Regions from separate parts of the Mus musculus genome. Here region 1 is linked to region 2. A link is a loop called in an ENCODE intact Hi-C map of the cell type or tissue named here. Cell type or tissue: heart. All regions are shown on one strand.

What was found. Peaks named below come from ENCODE experiments on the same cell type or tissue, not always from the same donor. Only the 100,000 strongest peaks of a DNase experiment are listed, where the experiment ranks them.
Region 1: it touches region 2 in a loop (2.4-fold over the local background); 4 of 42 quality-filtered maps call a loop at or near these places.

What each region holds. Positions count from the first base shown.
Region 1 is chr14:31,127,788-31,135,787 of GRCm38, reverse strand. It overlaps Smim4 (small integral membrane protein 4), which reads left to right and starts at 6,858. Exons shown (of 2, transcript NM_001308091.1): 1 at 6,858-7,155. The coding sequence starts at 7,005. Nt5dc2 (5'-nucleotidase domain containing 2) reads right to left here and starts at 4,699. Exons shown (of 14, transcript NM_001374087.1): 1 at 4,412-4,699; 2 at 865-1,049; 3 at 684-758; 4 at 395-450; 5 at 201-294; 6 at 1-102. The coding sequence starts at 4,631. In heart, CTCF peaks have their summits at 4,875 and 6,872; DNase peaks (open chromatin) are centred at 4,767, 5,157, 6,777, 7,317 and 8 weaker places; H3K4me3 peaks cover 5,185 bases; H3K27ac peaks cover 5,646 bases.
Region 2 is chr14:31,246,177-31,254,176 of GRCm38, reverse strand. It overlaps Phf7 (PHD finger protein 7), which reads left to right and starts at 2,862. Exons shown (of 11, transcript NM_027949.2): 1 at 2,862-3,472; 2 at 4,460-4,569; 3 at 5,130-5,182; 4 at 6,043-6,134. The coding sequence starts at 4,529. Bap1 (Brca1 associated protein 1) reads right to left here and starts at 2,688. Exons shown (of 17, transcript NM_027088.2): 1 at 2,523-2,688; 2 at 2,398-2,427; 3 at 2,223-2,277; 4 at 1,117-1,249; 5 at 602-721; 6 at 83-144; 7 at 1-10. The coding sequence starts at 2,559. In heart, CTCF peaks have their summits at 3,007 and 4,030 (motif pointing right); a DNase peak (open chromatin) is centred at 2,776; H3K4me3 peaks cover 2,377 bases; H3K27ac peaks cover 2,406 bases.

The sequences.
Region 1 (8,000 bases), 120 kb after region 2:
GTCAAACTCCAGGCCGTGGCCCAGAAAGTAGTCCACCACACAGGACAGCAGAGCCATCTCTGGGAGCGAGAAGATGTCCATGAACTGCTTGATAGATGGGCCCTGGGGAGGGAGTTCACTCTCAGCCACCATGCCAAGGACCGCGGGATCAAAATCTCTGGTCTGGGTGCTTCGGGCAAGGGCAAGGTGGTGTGGGATACCTTGCCATAGAAGCCGCTCATCTGGTAGAGTGGGATGTGCTGGGTGCCGCCGTACAGGTCGATCACTTCATCGTCCGGCACAGGCTTGAGGCCCCTGAGTTGGGGGTGAGTCGGGGACAGATGCCCTCAGCCTGAGCCCAGGCAGTGGTATAGCATAGGGACAAGGGCAGGATGAGGGCGGACCCAGCACGAACCTGTAGGCCGTTCCCAGTTGTACATAGTGAAAAGCGTCAATTTTCATCAGAAGGCTCTGGAGGGGGCAGGGCCAGTGGTGAGGGAGGTGTCTGTTGCTGGCCCTGAACCAGCTTCTCCTGGGACCTCCCAACCCTCAGCAACAAAAACTCCACCAGATGCTACTGGGGGGGGGGGGGCGGGAAGCTACAACTGAAGTGGGGGTGGTCTGATGAGGAGAGATGGAGGTTGAAGAAGCTGGCCCTGTTCACATCTAGTCAGGAGGGGGTCAGTCAGTGCCTAGCCACTCACCTTCTGAATGTCGTAGTGCAGGCCACGGATGGCAAAGCTGGGGTCATAGTCATACTTCCGGATCCCCTCAGGATACTGTTGGCAAAAAGCCAGTAGCAGTGCTAGCCCCCAGCCCAGGATACCAGGGGAACCCCAGGACTCAGTCTGGGGCATAGGTCACACTCGGTCCTGTTGGTCTCACCTTGTAGTGCTCTATCAAGATGTCCCGGGCAGCATTGAAGATCTCAGGGTGCAGTGCATCCGCATACTGGGCCAGCGTGTAGTCGTAGTCAAAGCCATAGACTTCGACGTCACTCAGGCTGATCTCATTGTTGGCATAAATAGCTGCTGGGTTTAGGAGGCTGCAGACCTCAGGGGGCAGAAGGTCTACAGGGAAGGAGAACCAAGAAGGCAGGACCATCACCATTGTCTCAGTTACGGCAAACGGCCCGAGTGCTTGTGGCTACCCGCCCCCATGCGCCCCACGAGACATCTTGGCCATTGCAGTAGACACCAGAGAAGGAATGGGCCAAGGTAAGGCAGAATTGGCAATGGGCTAGCCTGCTTCCTCTGGGGATTGGGTCAGAGTCACAGGCCTCCCTTTTCTGTTAATCACCTGCAGTGCACCACGGATTCTGGACCTGGGTTTCTCCCAGGCTGGTTACTAAGTCCTACCAGACATGGGTATGTGGGAACCCTGGCAGCAGTCCTCAGAAGAGTCATACCCCACGCTCAAACCCCGTCCAAGTGGAGTGCAGGGACTGAGGACTCCTCCCATAGGGTGCTTGTTCTTTTCTGATCCGACTGGAGGCGGAGGCCATGAATGCTGCTTTTCCACTTTACCCAGGGCTGGGGATGAGGCCTGAGAACATTACAGGGGCAGAGAACCCGTGGGGCTGCCAACTTGGCACACCTGCCATAGGCCGGGAGAGTAAGGCCCCTCTAATCGGATTTCAACTGCTTGCCAGACCACATAATGACATTCCCGGTTTTCAGCCAGGGAACATTGCTAATTACCACAGTCGGGACGGAAGATGTCGGGTTTTGGGGACACAAGCCAGCTCTCTTCTGGTGATCATCATAAAAGCTTCAACAAGATTCACAGAGGGAAGCTAAGCCCTGTACTATGCCAAGAAGGTTCTGGGGCCCTAGGCTCGTCTGCCTTGTCTTCCCCATCTGGAGAGTGGGTAAAGTGGACGGAGAAGGAGGACACGATGTGATGGGGAAGTGAGTCAGGCAGGATCAGGTCCTCCCTTGCATGTCTGTGAATTCAAGAACGTTTAACTTAGCCCTAGGCTAAGGGAACAAAGTCAGAACCAACCTAGTTCGTGTAGTATTTCTGCTCCGAACCTATGCAATATGCAGGATCAGACGTGCCTCTGAGCCAAAAGCCCTGCCTGGGACTCCCTAGGTTACTTTTAGAGCAGAAGAAAGAGAAGAGGGAGGAAGAGGCTCGGTCTCAGAGACTTGATGTCCAAGTCTCCAGGGAAGCTATCAGCCACACTGATCCTGATCACAAAGCAAGATTCTCTGGCTCCACATCATGTCTAGCGGCTGCTGCACTGTGCAGACACCTCCTCTACGTGCTGGGCTGTTGCCTCAGAGGCCCCTCTGGAACACAGGGCTCCACCCCCATTTCCATTAGTGTCAAGTACAGGGTGTAGGTGTGGGAACAGGTGTGGCTGGTTCCTCGGGCGGCCTCAGCCAGCCAGTACAGAGCAGCACTTCTGAAGATTGCCAAGTGTGGATCTTCACAGGGATGTGTGTGCTTTCTCTACAGAGCAGCCTCAGGGACACCCTTTCCTCGCTGTCACAGGACCCTGGGCCGCAGCTGCCCACACAGCTGGATAGTTCCACAACCCTCCCTCCACTCCTGGATGACAACTTTGTTTACGAGTTGCCTGTGTCCACAGAACCCCTGGGTCAGGAAGCAGAGACATGGCCTTTGTGGGTCCAAGCTTGCAGCGTTCTGACTACGTCTTGGCTCTGCTTTTAAGGGTCTTCTCAGAGTCATATAAACGCTCCTGGGAACAAGTAGGATGGGCAAGAAGCCCACTTTCCCTGCTTACTTTCCCCGTTTCTGGACCAAGGAAATCAGAGCTTTGGGTGTGTGGGTAAGCCATGACCAGAGGTGGTCTGCGGTGTTTATGATTTTACTGTCAAGCCCCTGACCTCCTTTCTTCAGGTTCTACAGCCCTGGTAGTTACCACTTGTGAATCTTAAAACTCATCTCCTTCCCTCCTCCAATTCCATGAAGAAGTCACACTGCCACCTCCGGTGCCCAGAGAACTAAGCTTGGTAAAGGCACCCAGTTAAACCACCCAGTACCCGGCACCCAATGAGATGCACACTCAGGCCACTCCGCCCGCTTTCATCACTCTTCTTTGCCTAGCTTTCTCATCCCATGAGGCCAAGCAGTTTAGGTGACAGCCCTTCTCCACTGCTCTCTGAAGGGTTACTAGCCCTGGCCCTAAAACCTAGCCTGGGGGGCGGGCGGGCAGGCGTCAGGGGTCAGAGGCATGAAGCTAGCTCACCCTGGCATGGCAGTGGAAGTGACCCTGCACACAAGAACTCACAGAGCATGTAAGGGCCTGAAGATGAGGAAGAGTCCTGAAGGATATTCTCAGTAGTGTCCCCCTCCCCCAAACATCCTAAGTAGGTTTCTCAGGCCACTCAGAGGGTCTACACTAGGGGCAGAACGTTGACTTCTTAAATAATCCTGGTCACCCTGCAATATTCCCAATCCTTAAGAGCAACCATTCTTGAGAGGTCTCAAGTAATCTGACTGCAGCACGTCAAGAGGTGAACTCTGGCCAGCGTCCAGCTCTCCTCACAGCTGGAGTGGAAACCCTAGTCCAGTCACAGCTGGAACCTCCCTGTCAGGGCTCCTCTGTCTTATCAGACAATGCAAGCCACCTCACCTCTGGGGCTTCCTGCAGAAGGTCCCCAGGCTCCTGCTTGGCCTTGTTCTTTCTGAGTCATCAACGAAATTCTGGGACAGAACACTGAGGGTCTTCAGAGGGTGTGAAGCCGAGGGCCACCCTGCTGGGCAGTGATAGGGGTCACAGCCCAGACCACATCTATCGGCTGAAGAGGCAGGGCCCCACCAGACCAATGGACAGATGTTCGGCGCTCAGATCTCCAGCCTCATCAGCCCATTCCAAGGGAATGATTAGGAGAGGGTTAAGTGCCTTGTGCAGTTCTATCTGAGATATAGCAACTCCCGAGGGATTGCAGGGGGGGGGGGGGGGCTACAGTAACTTTTCTGTTCCTCCGAGTGTTTAGAGTGCAGTAGACCGCCAGAGACAAGCCAAGAGGTGCCTGCAGTGTCCGTCTGGTGTCACCTTACGTCGTGCCATCTGTGAACACGGCTCAGTCAGTCTTTGTCCACACACTGCAACTAAGGGCCAGAGGAGAACGAGGGACTGGGAGGGGTTCTACCGCTACTGCCCGCAGATTGGACTCAGGAGCAAGACCATGGGGGCCGCGTGCGCAGCGGCCGCTCCAGGCATTCCAAGCTTCTGCCGCCAGAAGACAAAAAGCCCCACTCGCCCCAGGAGTAGCGGTGTCCTGCAGAGACACCTCCTAACAACCCGATGGAGCCTTTTCTAAAACGCCATTTAGCCCTCAGGTTTTGGGACCCCGGCGAGCCCCACCAAGCGTCCTTCACCCCGGTCGGTGCCCTGGCCGTCTGTTGGGCACCGTTCGTCTGACGACCTACGGCTCACTGCCCACCCGGCGTCACCCACCGTGCACCAGCCTCCGCATGTCCTGGTAACGAGCCCATAAGTGCGCGCTGAGGTCCGCGCCGTCTGCGGGCGCCGAGCGCGGGGTGCTGGGGCAGTGGGCTCCGGGACCCGGCGGGCCGCAGCCAGGGCAGGAGGGTGAGGACGAGGCGGCCCGCGGTCCGCTGTGGCCTCTGCACAGCAGCAAGCGCCTAGCTGTCGCCCGCAGTCCGGCACCCGCCATGCCCCCTGCGCGCTGCCCCGGCCGCCCTCCGCCCGTCCGCTGGCCCGCCTGCCCGCCGCTCTCCGACTGCCCGCCCGCCACCGTGGCCGCGTGCTTCTCAAGGCGGCCGGCCAATGGGGGAGGCGCGCGGAGCCCATCCGGCCAATGGACGCACCACTCGGCCCAGGGGGCGGGAGGTCTCCGGGACGGGGCGGAGCGGGCTCCGACCCCCGCCTCCTTGTCCCCTGCTCGGCTCAGGGGCTCTGCGCCCCCCTTTGGTCGTCTCGGTGGCGATGGCGGTACCTTTCCTCCCTTGAGCGGGAAGTCGCAGAGCCCCGGGTCTCCGCGAGATCCTGGACGGCCGAGGAGCAAGAGCGCTCGAGTGTACTGCTCTTCCTTTGCCCAAGGGTCTTTTTGCCCCTCCCCTGCTCTTCTGTCCTATTCTTTCCAGACCAGTTCTCCTGCCCCGGGGCCTCGTGCCCCTGCCCCAGTTTCTGACTGACTGCACGTTCCACTGGAGCTGAGGTCGCTAAGACAACAAGAGCTCTACTTGCTTTCAGTACCAGTCCCAAGCTGGCTAAGACCACTTGGCCTGATGGGCAGCTGACGCCTGCTGAGGCAGCATTTTCTTTGTATTGCCTGGTACCCAACCCAGGTGATCGACTTAAATGAGGAGCCTATCTACTGGGCATACGCTTCTGGCTGTGGGCCAGGATCACTGCAGCCACCAGGTTTTGGCGGCTGTAAAAGGATGGGCCAGACGGTGCAGGCCCCCAGTTGAATTGCCATGGTTTTTTTCAAGCGCTGTCTCAATGAAATTCTTTTCATTCCATCCACTTCTGTTTTCTTAGCTTGCAGGTGTACACTAGGAAAGGCTGGGCCCAATGTCCATTGTTGGTGGTGAGTTGCCCAACTGAACACACGTGGCTGTTGGGTTTAAGGTTGTGTGTAATGTGTACGTTTGTAGTTTGCCTGTACCTATGCTGAGGATCGGGTGTATCAGATTCTGGTCTGGGTAGTCATGGATGCCGAAGGGTGGGCTTATGGGTGGACCCTTGTAGGTCCATTGACCTAGGTGGGCTGTGAAGACCTGGCCACATGTGGATTCCTTCCAAGTGGATGACACTTTACAAGTTTCAGTCCTCAGATCCAAGAGAAATGGCACCAAGTGCCAGGCGTTCACTGTGTGTGGCTTCTCCAGTAGGTACCTCCAGGCAGGCTGCGCTTAGTCAGCTGTTTATGACCCCCCCCCCTCTTTCTCTGCCTTCATGGTTCCCTCACTGCCTCTATTCCTTCCCCAATAAACTCCTTTCATACCAGATTTGTTGCACAGCATAATTTCTCAGGGGCATACCTTGGCATGGGCCCACCAGGCCTCCTCGCTGCAATCTGTCATTTAATTCTGTTTTTTTTTTTTTTTTTTTTGATACAGGGTTTCTCTGTGTAGCCCTGGCTGTCCTGGAACTCACTCTGTAGACCAGGCTGGCCTCGAACTCAAGAGATACGCCTGCCTCTGCCTTCCAAGTGCTGGGATTAAAGACATATGCCACCACTGCCAGGCCATTTAATTCTTTTAGATTGTCAATTCTCACAGCATCATAGAAAGGCTCATCTTACAAGGGTGCCGATAGGGTTGTGGTTTGACAGCGAAGTCACTCTTTACCTTGATCCTCTTCTGTAACTATTGGTTGTGATGCTTAAAAACACTACAAGTTACCAGAATAACGGTAATTTCCCACTTATCATAGGTTTATATTATTTTAGCATGTTTGTTATAGACAGTTGTACTTTTTGCTGCGACGATAAAATTCAGCTTTCGAAAATGCATATCGAGTTATGTTTGTATTAGAATCCAAGTCAAACCAGTCACATCCAGAAATAAAAGGAAGGAGTGTCACGAAACTGCATTTTAGCTGATTTCATTCACAAAGGGTCGACACCTCGGTCAGGGTATTACAAAAAAAGATGGCGATGGCAGAGTAGGGGGCGCGGCAGTAAACTCTGAGCCTCAGCAGTGAGAGCAGGTCGAGGGCGGGGCCGCCACGCCACGTTGGAGACCCCGCCCCCCGAAGGTTCTCCGTCTCCAGAATCTAGGCGCGTGCGCAGGCTTCTTCAGACCGACTCAGCCTCACAGAGCACGCGCGCTCAAACAGCACTCTGATTGGAGAGTCTGAGAGTCCCGCCACATTCTGATTGGCGGAGCCGACCAGGCTTTGGGTCTGTCCTAACTTCCGCGACCTAACTCTTGCGGCCGGGCTGTGGCGCTGCAGTCGAGTCTTGGTGCTCAGTCCACGGGACTCCGCGGACACGCAGGGGTCCGCAGGGTTATTTGTACTGCCTCCGGGAACACCAGTCTGCCTGGTTCCGTCCCTACCCCACTGGGAGGCCTCGGTCATGTTCTCCAGGGCCCAGGTGAGGCGAGCTCTTCAGCGAGTGCCCGGCAAGCAGCGATTCGGCATCTACAGATTCCTGCCCTTCTTTTTTGTCCTGGGAGGTGCGATGGAGTGGATCATGATTAAAGTGCGCGTGGGCCAGGAGACCTTCTGTAAGTGAGGGTGCAGCAGCCTCCGTTTCTCCCGTGGGTATGCGATCCATTCAGTTGCAGAGTTCCTTTCACTTTGGGCGTTAGGAACAGTGTTTTGACAGTTCTCGTGCAGCGAGGCAGGAGGCCCTTAGGGCTCTTGTATTTTGTTCACATTGGCATCCAGCCCTCCTCCTCTTCCGGCATTTGAAGAGGGCACGTGCCTCTAGTCAGGCCGTGCAGGTCTTTGTAGCCTGTCCTTGGCCCTGCTGGTGACTTTGGGCCTAAGGAACAGGATTAATCGCATGTGGAAGAGGAACCAGTCCTGAGGGAAATTCAGAGATATAGCTCAGAAATTCAGGTTAAGGCCCTTGCCCTTTGAGAGCTTTAGCCCAAACTCCTGAGGAAGTTATCCCGGCTGTCCTAGCTAATTACTACTGGTCACTCGCTCTCCTTAGGTTATGTCTTTGACCTAGAACTGTGAAAAGAATGTCTGGCATTTCTGAGAACGGCCTCTGGAACTGCCAGTTCCTTTCAGGCTTTCTCCCAACCTTTGGGCCCTTTGTCTGCCTCTCATGTAACTTACCATTTGAGAATTTTAGGTTGTTCTTTCAAAACCTCCATTCATTTCTTTCTTTCTTTCTTTCTTTCTTTCTTTCTTTCTTTCTTTCTTTCTTCCTTCCTTCCTTCCTTCCTTCCTTCCTTCCTTCCTTCCTTCCTTCCTTCCTTCCTTCCTTCCTTCCTTCCTTCCTTCCTTCCTTCCTTTCTTTCTTTCTTTCTTTCTTTCTTTCTTTCTTTCTTTCTTTCTTTCTTTCTTTCTTTCTAAGATTTATTTTGAGTACGCTGTAGCTGTCTTCAGACACACCAGA
Region 2 (8,000 bases):
TGGTTCTGGCCTGGAAAAGGACAAAATCAGAGACATCCTCCACCACCCCGACCCCACATCAGCAACCATAGCTCTCACATACCTGGCATGGCTATTATGTGCCTTGGCCAGTTCAGGGGCATTGCCAATTGCATATCCTTTGCTCTAAAAATAAAAGAAGACTACATAAATACAGATTCTCAGCTGAGCCTCTGAATAGGGGAAGAGTTCCATAAAGCAGGCTTAGAGGCATTCCAGGAATCCCAAGCAGCACAGATGACCGTTCTGAAAGGGCAGTGGTGGCAAATGAGACCTTGCTTAGGATTTCCTACAGAGATGGGCCATATTGGCCGTGCACAGCCATCAGTGACTACTGGGGAGCAACACAACAGAAAAGGTCTGACCCAGATCACTTAAGTCTTTTCCTTCTATCATCTCATTTAGCAGCAAAGCCTAAAATCAACTACCTTCCACATTACTTATGAGTCAAATAGATGTTAGTAAACATTTGAAAAAGAAATGACCAAAAAATACCAGATACCATGCAGTGGCATTACCAATAGCTCTGAGGATCAGATGTGCCCAGCCATCTGTAAGCATGATCTAAGGTACTGCAGCGTACCTCAGGACTGAAGCCTTTGGTGAAATCCTTCATTCGGCTCAGCGTGGGCCCCAGATCCACATTGCTGCAGTTCAGAAGCACGCTTAGCAAGGCGTGAGTGGCACAAGAGTTGGGAATCAGCTATAAATCAAAAACAATCACTCATATACCTCATATACTCTTTACCCCAGACATCCCCATGCCCACACTTATTGAGAATGAAGACTAAAAAGAAAGATGTCAACATCCTTTAGTTTCCTTTGTCTTACCCAGTCTTTATTCATTTAACATGAACCAACTAAAATACCTCCTATCTAGGGACATGGAGAATGTACTAAAACACCACCAACTACAGAGGTATTCCCTCTAATGAAAAAGAGTTAGGTCTGTCTGCCACAGGGTTTCTGCAACAGTTTCTCTTGGTTCCAGTCTAGCGCTTCTTCCTGCTCCCCCACTGCCACCTTCCACACAATACCAGAAACAAACAAAGACAAAAATAGCATCCTGGCCCGAAACAAGCGCAGAACTCAGCAGACCTGGTGAGCAAAGAACATGTTATTCACAATATCATCATCAATCACAGACGTGTCATCCACCAACGTAGAAACCTTGCGGCGGGACCTGCGCTCTTCGATCCATTTGAACAGGAAGATAAATCCATACACAGGCCTAGAGAAGCAAGAGGCAGATGACAATCAGCATCCCCTTCTTTCTCTCCCTAATCCTTTGCACTGAAATGCTCTTGCACTGAGTCCCTCACTCTTAACCAAACTGTATCCAACATGGCTCTGAGACCTCAAACCCCAGAAGCCTATCACAGGCAGTCAAGTATGAGCCTGAAGCTCTCAAACCCCACTCGGTCTATGAGGTCTAGGCAAGAGAAGAAGGAAATCTGGAACTGCTGGCCCAGGATGGAGCAAGGTAGGGACACAATAAAAGGCACAAAAACGTTGATGAAGAATTAAGTACCAACTCACTGGTGGACCTCGGCCTCCAGTCCTAGTAAAATGAGTATAGTGCGTGAACTCCCAAACCAGTTCCTTCCCTTGGAAGCAGTTAGGTTCTCTATGCCTCTATTCTATAGATTTCCAAAACAAGACTCTGAGTTTAGGTACCTAAAAAAGGCCTTCTCACACTAACCAATCAATACAGGACAACTGTGTTCAGTTTTGTTGACACATGGTCTCACTAAGTAGCGTAGGTTGGACTCAAACTCAGAGATCTGCCTGCCTCTGCCTCCCAAGCATTGGGACTAGAGGAGAGCGCCACTAATGGTCAGGACAAATGTTGTGTGGTGATTAAAGGCACAGCACATGTGGTGATGTAATTAATGGACTGTACACTTACAAAAAAGGTGCAACACTATGCAACGGAGGGTTCCGGCTGCAAAACCAGAAAGGCAGCTCAACTGTACTCCACGAGTGCTTAGGGTTAAAAGGAGGGCTACAGCTTTCTAAGGAGAAACACTGAGGAAAGACTGAGAAGAAAAGAAAAGTCCAAGAGGGCACCCACAAAGAGTGACACTTTCTTATGTGATATTTTATATAGCTCAGGTTTTCTAGTACTGCCTCCCTTGAATGGGGTACTATTCCCCTGCCCTTTCTCGGCCCTCCGGAGGTAAGGGGGCGTCCCAGCCACTCACCCCTGGCATTTACTCTGAAGGTCATAGATCTCCTCCACTTGCACCCCTTTGACACCTACGATCAGGAAAGGAGAGGTCGGCAGGGCAGTCCCAGGCTCTGCTGCGAGAACTCAAGGACCAACCCCCACATCCACACCAGCCAGGGACCGAAGGTCGTGGGTAACGGGGTTCTTACCGAAATCTTCCACCAGGAGGGTGAAGAGGCCTGGGTGGGACGACAAGAAGAGGGATTTGTCATGCAGGTGCGTCCGGGGCCCATCCGGCCTCCCCAGCCCCCGGCCCGCCGAGGCCCCTCCGTACCTGGGTCACTCTCCAGCTCCAGCCAGCCCTTATTCATCTTCCCGCGGAGCGGCCTCTCAGCGCCATGTCCAGGCCCTGCTAAACCCGCGCCGCCCCCAACCGGGAGCGCCCACCGCCCTTAGGGCTTCTCAGCCCCGCACAGACAACGGGCCGCGCCGCGTCACTCGCCCGCGCCGGACGTACAACGTCATCATCACACGACGAGCCTAACCCGGGGGCTGGTCTTCCGCCGGCCGAACGGCGGGGGCGGAGGCGGAGACAGAGGCGGGCATGCACGCGCGCGCGCGTCGAGGCGAGGGCGCGCACGTGCGGAGGGCGGGGCGGGCGCGCGGCCGTTAGCGGTCCTCGTTTTGGCCACAGTCCGCGTGACCCCATCCCCCCTCAGCACGCTCGCCTCCTTCGACGGCGCAGTCACCGCGCGGGGCGGCCGCCCGTGAAGTAGTTACCACGTCTTGTGTCAACGACTAAAGCTCCGGGACAGCGGCGCCCTCGGCGACAGCTGGGTGGGCAGCCTGGGCTGAAAGCGGTGGCCCGTAGCTTCCGTGAGAGCGAGCAGCGGAAGCAGCCTCCAGCCTGGCCTCGCCACAGCCGCCCGGCAAGGGAGCCCTGGCATGCGCGGAATGCTCCTTGAGCCCTCTTCTGACTGTTACCTTTGGGGGACGGTTGTGGCCACACTGACGTATTTTCCAAATAAATCGTTTATTCTTGCGGCGGCGGGACCGAACACGTTAATATATTTTTAATTTACCCAACACTTTTATCCAGTGATACAACTTGGTAAGCGTTTCGAGCGAGCATCCGCCGGGTTAGGAAATCGCGGACTGAGCAGCTTGCATTTGCCACGACCGTCCTCAACTGTTTTGAAGATTCCATCTTATAACTACCAGTGTGCACAGACTACTACTCAAGTAACGTCGTGTCCCAGCGATGCAAAGAACTGAAATCTCAAGGTTTATTTCTATTTTAACACAGTCGGGTTTAGCGCCAACATACTAGGAAGTAAAGTAGATCCCCGTGGGGACACGGAAAGGTTCCAACCCATCTCAGCCCATCCACGTTTAGTAAGAAAACAAACTGATGTTAGCTCTGCAACTGCATCTCCTGTGTTGGGAAAAGCTAGCGTGAAGTTTTGATGGCTTGTAAGCAGTTAGCAGTTAGAAAAGTCTGACATTCATGAAGAGATTCAGAATCGCCAGCCTTGACTTGAGGCTCTGGATACTGAAGTATAGTATATCTCTGGAGGGACCTAATTGACTGAGGTCTTTTAAGAAATGCTGTCCAAACCCGGCAGTGGTGGCGCACGCCTTTAATCCCAGCACTTGGGAGGCAGAGGCAGGCGGATTTCTGAGTTCGAGGCCAGCCTGGTCTTATAGTGAGTTCCAGGACAGTCAGGGCTACACAGAGAAACCCTGTATCGAAAAACAAAACAAAAAAAGAGATTTATTTTATGTATATGAGTACACTATAGCTGTCCTCAGATACACCATAAGAGGGCATCAGATGCCATTACAGGAGCCACCATGTGATTGCTAAGAATTGAACTCAGGACCTCTGGAAGAACAGTCAGTGCTCTTAACCATCTATCCGACCCGGTTCCAATGAGATACTGCAATGAGATAAAATTATAACACCGTAGTTGATGTCAGCTTTTGTAATCATTAAATCTCACCTAGGATCACTGATTCTGACCTTGGCCATGACGTTTATCTCTCTAACTCAGTCTCCTCAACTTGAAAATAAGGGTTATTAGTGTGCCTATTGTTAAGTGCCTAAACGGTTCTTGGAACCATTTAATCACTATTGGCCATCACTAGCATTAATATTGTCTATAACCCCTTTATCAAATGAGTTGAGAAGTATACTGTTGCTTTGATCTTGTAGAACTTGATAACCAAATGTAAAATTAAATTGCTAACCTATTTCGTTTATGTTTGTAGCTGGAAAAGCCTGCATTATCTTCATAATAGCACAGAAGAATTCTAGATAGGAAGGACAGACGGAAACGAATGAAGACTTTAAAAGAAAAAAACAAACATCCAAGATTGAGGTAGAGTAGGTGACCTGAAGGAGTTGGGGAAATTCCTTTGATACACGCTGCATTTTCTGCTTCCTTTAACATACTCTTGGGCTAGGGTTAGAGAGTGACAAAGCGTATATCAGAGCCCTTCCCCCACCCCCAAGAAGCCCTCCTCTCTTCCCAGTGCTGTCCCCAGTGGCTCAGTGGCAGCTGTGGAACTTTACTATTTAAATCTCAGTGGTGCCTGAGCTAGTACTCCTCTGAGCAGGGTTAATCTCAGAGGTGGCAGGCGGAATTCTGAGTGCCGGCTATATAGCCAGCCTAGTCTATAGAGGGAGTTCCAGGACAGCCAGGGTAGTTACACAGAGAAACCTTGTCTCAAAAGCCCAAACAAAAAAGAAATAGTACTCCCTTTTTAGAATGTTGTGTTGAACTAAACTCATGATAGTTGCCAACAGTAGTGCCTGTCACTGGAAAACAGTGCACTTCAGGGACATTTTAGTGTACTTGGGAAGCTGGCAAAAGAAAATAAAAGTAGAAGGCTTGTCAGCAGGGTCCTCAACACTTTTGCTGTTCTTTCTCTTCTATAGAAAAACTATCAGGACTAAGAAGGTAACACAGAGGAAGCTGTCTTCAAGTCCTGGTAAGAGAGTGGAGGTGGAGTTGAGTTCCTGCTTCCAGCCATTAACAAAGAAGGCCCTTCCCATGGTGCTCTTTCGTTGCCAACCCTACTTCTTTCCCAGATTCTCTAAGGTCCCAAAGAATTTGGTGTCTGAAGTTTTAGCATGTCGTATCTGAGGTTCAAGAAAGAATTTAGTTAAAGCCAGTTGAGAACAAAACAGTGTGAAGTACTTAGTCACACCCTACTCTGTCAGTGCGACCAAAATTACCTCAAGGCCTGATACCCACTAGGAGTTAACCTTTATTCTTGTCAATAAAGATGCTTCCTGACTACAGGGTTTTAATTTTTGTTTTGTTTTCACATTGTGATGCATTCAATAGAAACCCATACTTCAAATTTTGGACTTCGATCTTTTCCCAAGTTAATGATACTCTCTTGCAGTTCTGGGTGGTGGCACAGCTCCTTGTCAGCCGTACAAACACGATAGGAAACAACTATTTGCAATGTGCTGTGCTGCTGAGCTTTGGTGTTTGATAGGCTACGTGTAGTGAATGCGCTTCCAACTTAGGATATTTGTTTACTTATGAACATTTTATTTAGATAAAAACCCCTTTGTAAGTAAAAGAGCCTCTAGACTCCTTGCTATCTTAGGTTGTTTTTGATGTTTTGCCTGTGTATATGTTTGTGTGAGAGTGTTAGAGTCCCTGGAACTGAAATTGCAGATAGTTGTCAGCTACCATGTGGGTGCTGGGAATTGAATGTGGTCCTCTGGATCAGCAGTCAGTGCTCTTAACCACTGAGCCATCTCTCCAGCCCCCCACTTTTTAGTTCTTAGTGGTCAACTTAAGTCACTCCTTTATTCTTAATGTTCACTCTTTCAGTTTGCCTTCTATGCCTTCAAGAACCTGGTGATCCTGAAAAACTAGGAGAATTTCTTCAGAAAGACAATCTTTGTGTCCATTATTTCTGTCTTGTAAGTATAAGACTCTCTTTGCTTTGAATGTGTTACCACTTTTGTTATACAAACTGCTTTTGCATTTAGCCTTAAATTTATAGCCGTGTTTGTCTCCATATAGTTTTTTGTTTTTTTTGGTTTTTTTTTTTGTTTTGTTTTGTTTTTTTTTTTTTTGATTTTTCGAGACAGGGTTCCTCTTTGCAGCCCTGGCTGTCCTGGAACTCACTCTGTAGACCAGGCTGTCCTCGAACTCAGAAATCTGCCTGCCTCTGCCTCCCAAGTGCTGGGATTAAAGGTGTGCACCTCCACGCCCAGCTGTTTTTAATATTTTAAAATCCATTTTTAAAATAATAAATGGTATGGTCTAAAATCTTGATGGTATAAAGCGTGAACAATCAAAACCTCTTCTCACAATCATAGCCTCTCTTTCCCTTCCTCCCTCTGACAAACACTTGTTTGGGTTGTCCTTACACTTTTTAAATAAGATAATCTGAAAAATAAAATGAACCAATCTTAATATTTATTTTTATTTTATGACTATGTACTTTGCCTGTACATGTCTGTGCACCATGTGTATGCAGTGCCCTCAGAGGCCAGAAGCGAGCATCCCCTAGAAGTCCAGTTACAGGCAGCTGTGAGATGCCATGTGGATAACTACGACTCAAACATGGTCCAGCACTCTTAACCACTTACACCATATAGTTTATACTCTTTCTGTTAGGCCCTGCTCAGTCTGGACTCTGAGCAGTTAAAGAGAAGGATTGCTACTTAAGATCAGCATTCCTCAGAAAACTTGGAAACCTGGTAAAGTGGGTTTCTAATTGTCAAGAAAAGTCTTTATTTTCTTATCTGCACCCCTCTCCCAGCAACCTATCTCCAGAAAGGGCATCTGATTCCCTATTAAACAAGCCTCCAACAGATCAAAGCCCCATGCTAGCTAGTTCCCAGGCTTAACTCACCTTCCTTTCACCAAAAGCTAAGTCCTTATTACCATGTTCTCTGTCTATCACAGGGGAAATCGTCACACAGCAGGTTCATATTTCCAATAAGCATTCCTTTGCACCCATAGCCCTCTCATTCAGTGGTCTCACTCACATCTGCTGCAGAAACATGGGAGGAGGCATAGGGTCCCATCCTAGAGGGGCTCTGTCCCTTGTAACCAAACTGAGTGTATATCATTTGCAGCGTCTGGCTCCTGCTACCCACTATATTTGACTTTGGAGTCCACATCTCCAGCCATTTCTCTACCTACTCTACTTACTCCTCCCTCAACTGAATGTCCTCCGAGAGCTTCCTACCCTGTCTGGAGCCTGCTATAAAAGTCATACCAGTATGCCAGGCAAGCCTCCCTACACCATCCTGTGCTCCCCATCAAAGTGGACAAGGGACACCTGTCCACTGATCCCTTGGGGATGCCCTTAGATTAAGACACTGTCCTAATGCTCACCTGTTCCTTCTCTGCATTTCATCCCTCTGCTATGGAATCCTCCCCTTTACAGCCCCTTTCCCCGAGTCCTCCTCACTCTGCTCCTGGAATTCTTTACTGCCACCCTTTAAGGAAATCTCCCTTCCTGCTTGGCCTGTCTCCCTCTCTCTAGTTTGCCTGCAGGAGCCTGACCTGACCATGGGTCCTAATTACACATGTCAGCTCCTCTCTCCTGCCTCCTCTAATCTCTTTCCCACTGTGGACTCAGAGATTCCATTAAGCCTAGCTCACATATGGTGCTGAAATGATTCCCGGCCCCACCAAAAAAAAAATTGCTTGATATGCTGAAGTTTCTTTTCAGCAGTTGGTAGACAGACATTTGATTTGTTTCAGTTTGGTGGACTTTTGTGACTAAACCTAAGAACATTTACATGCAGCTCTTTCTGTGACATGCATTC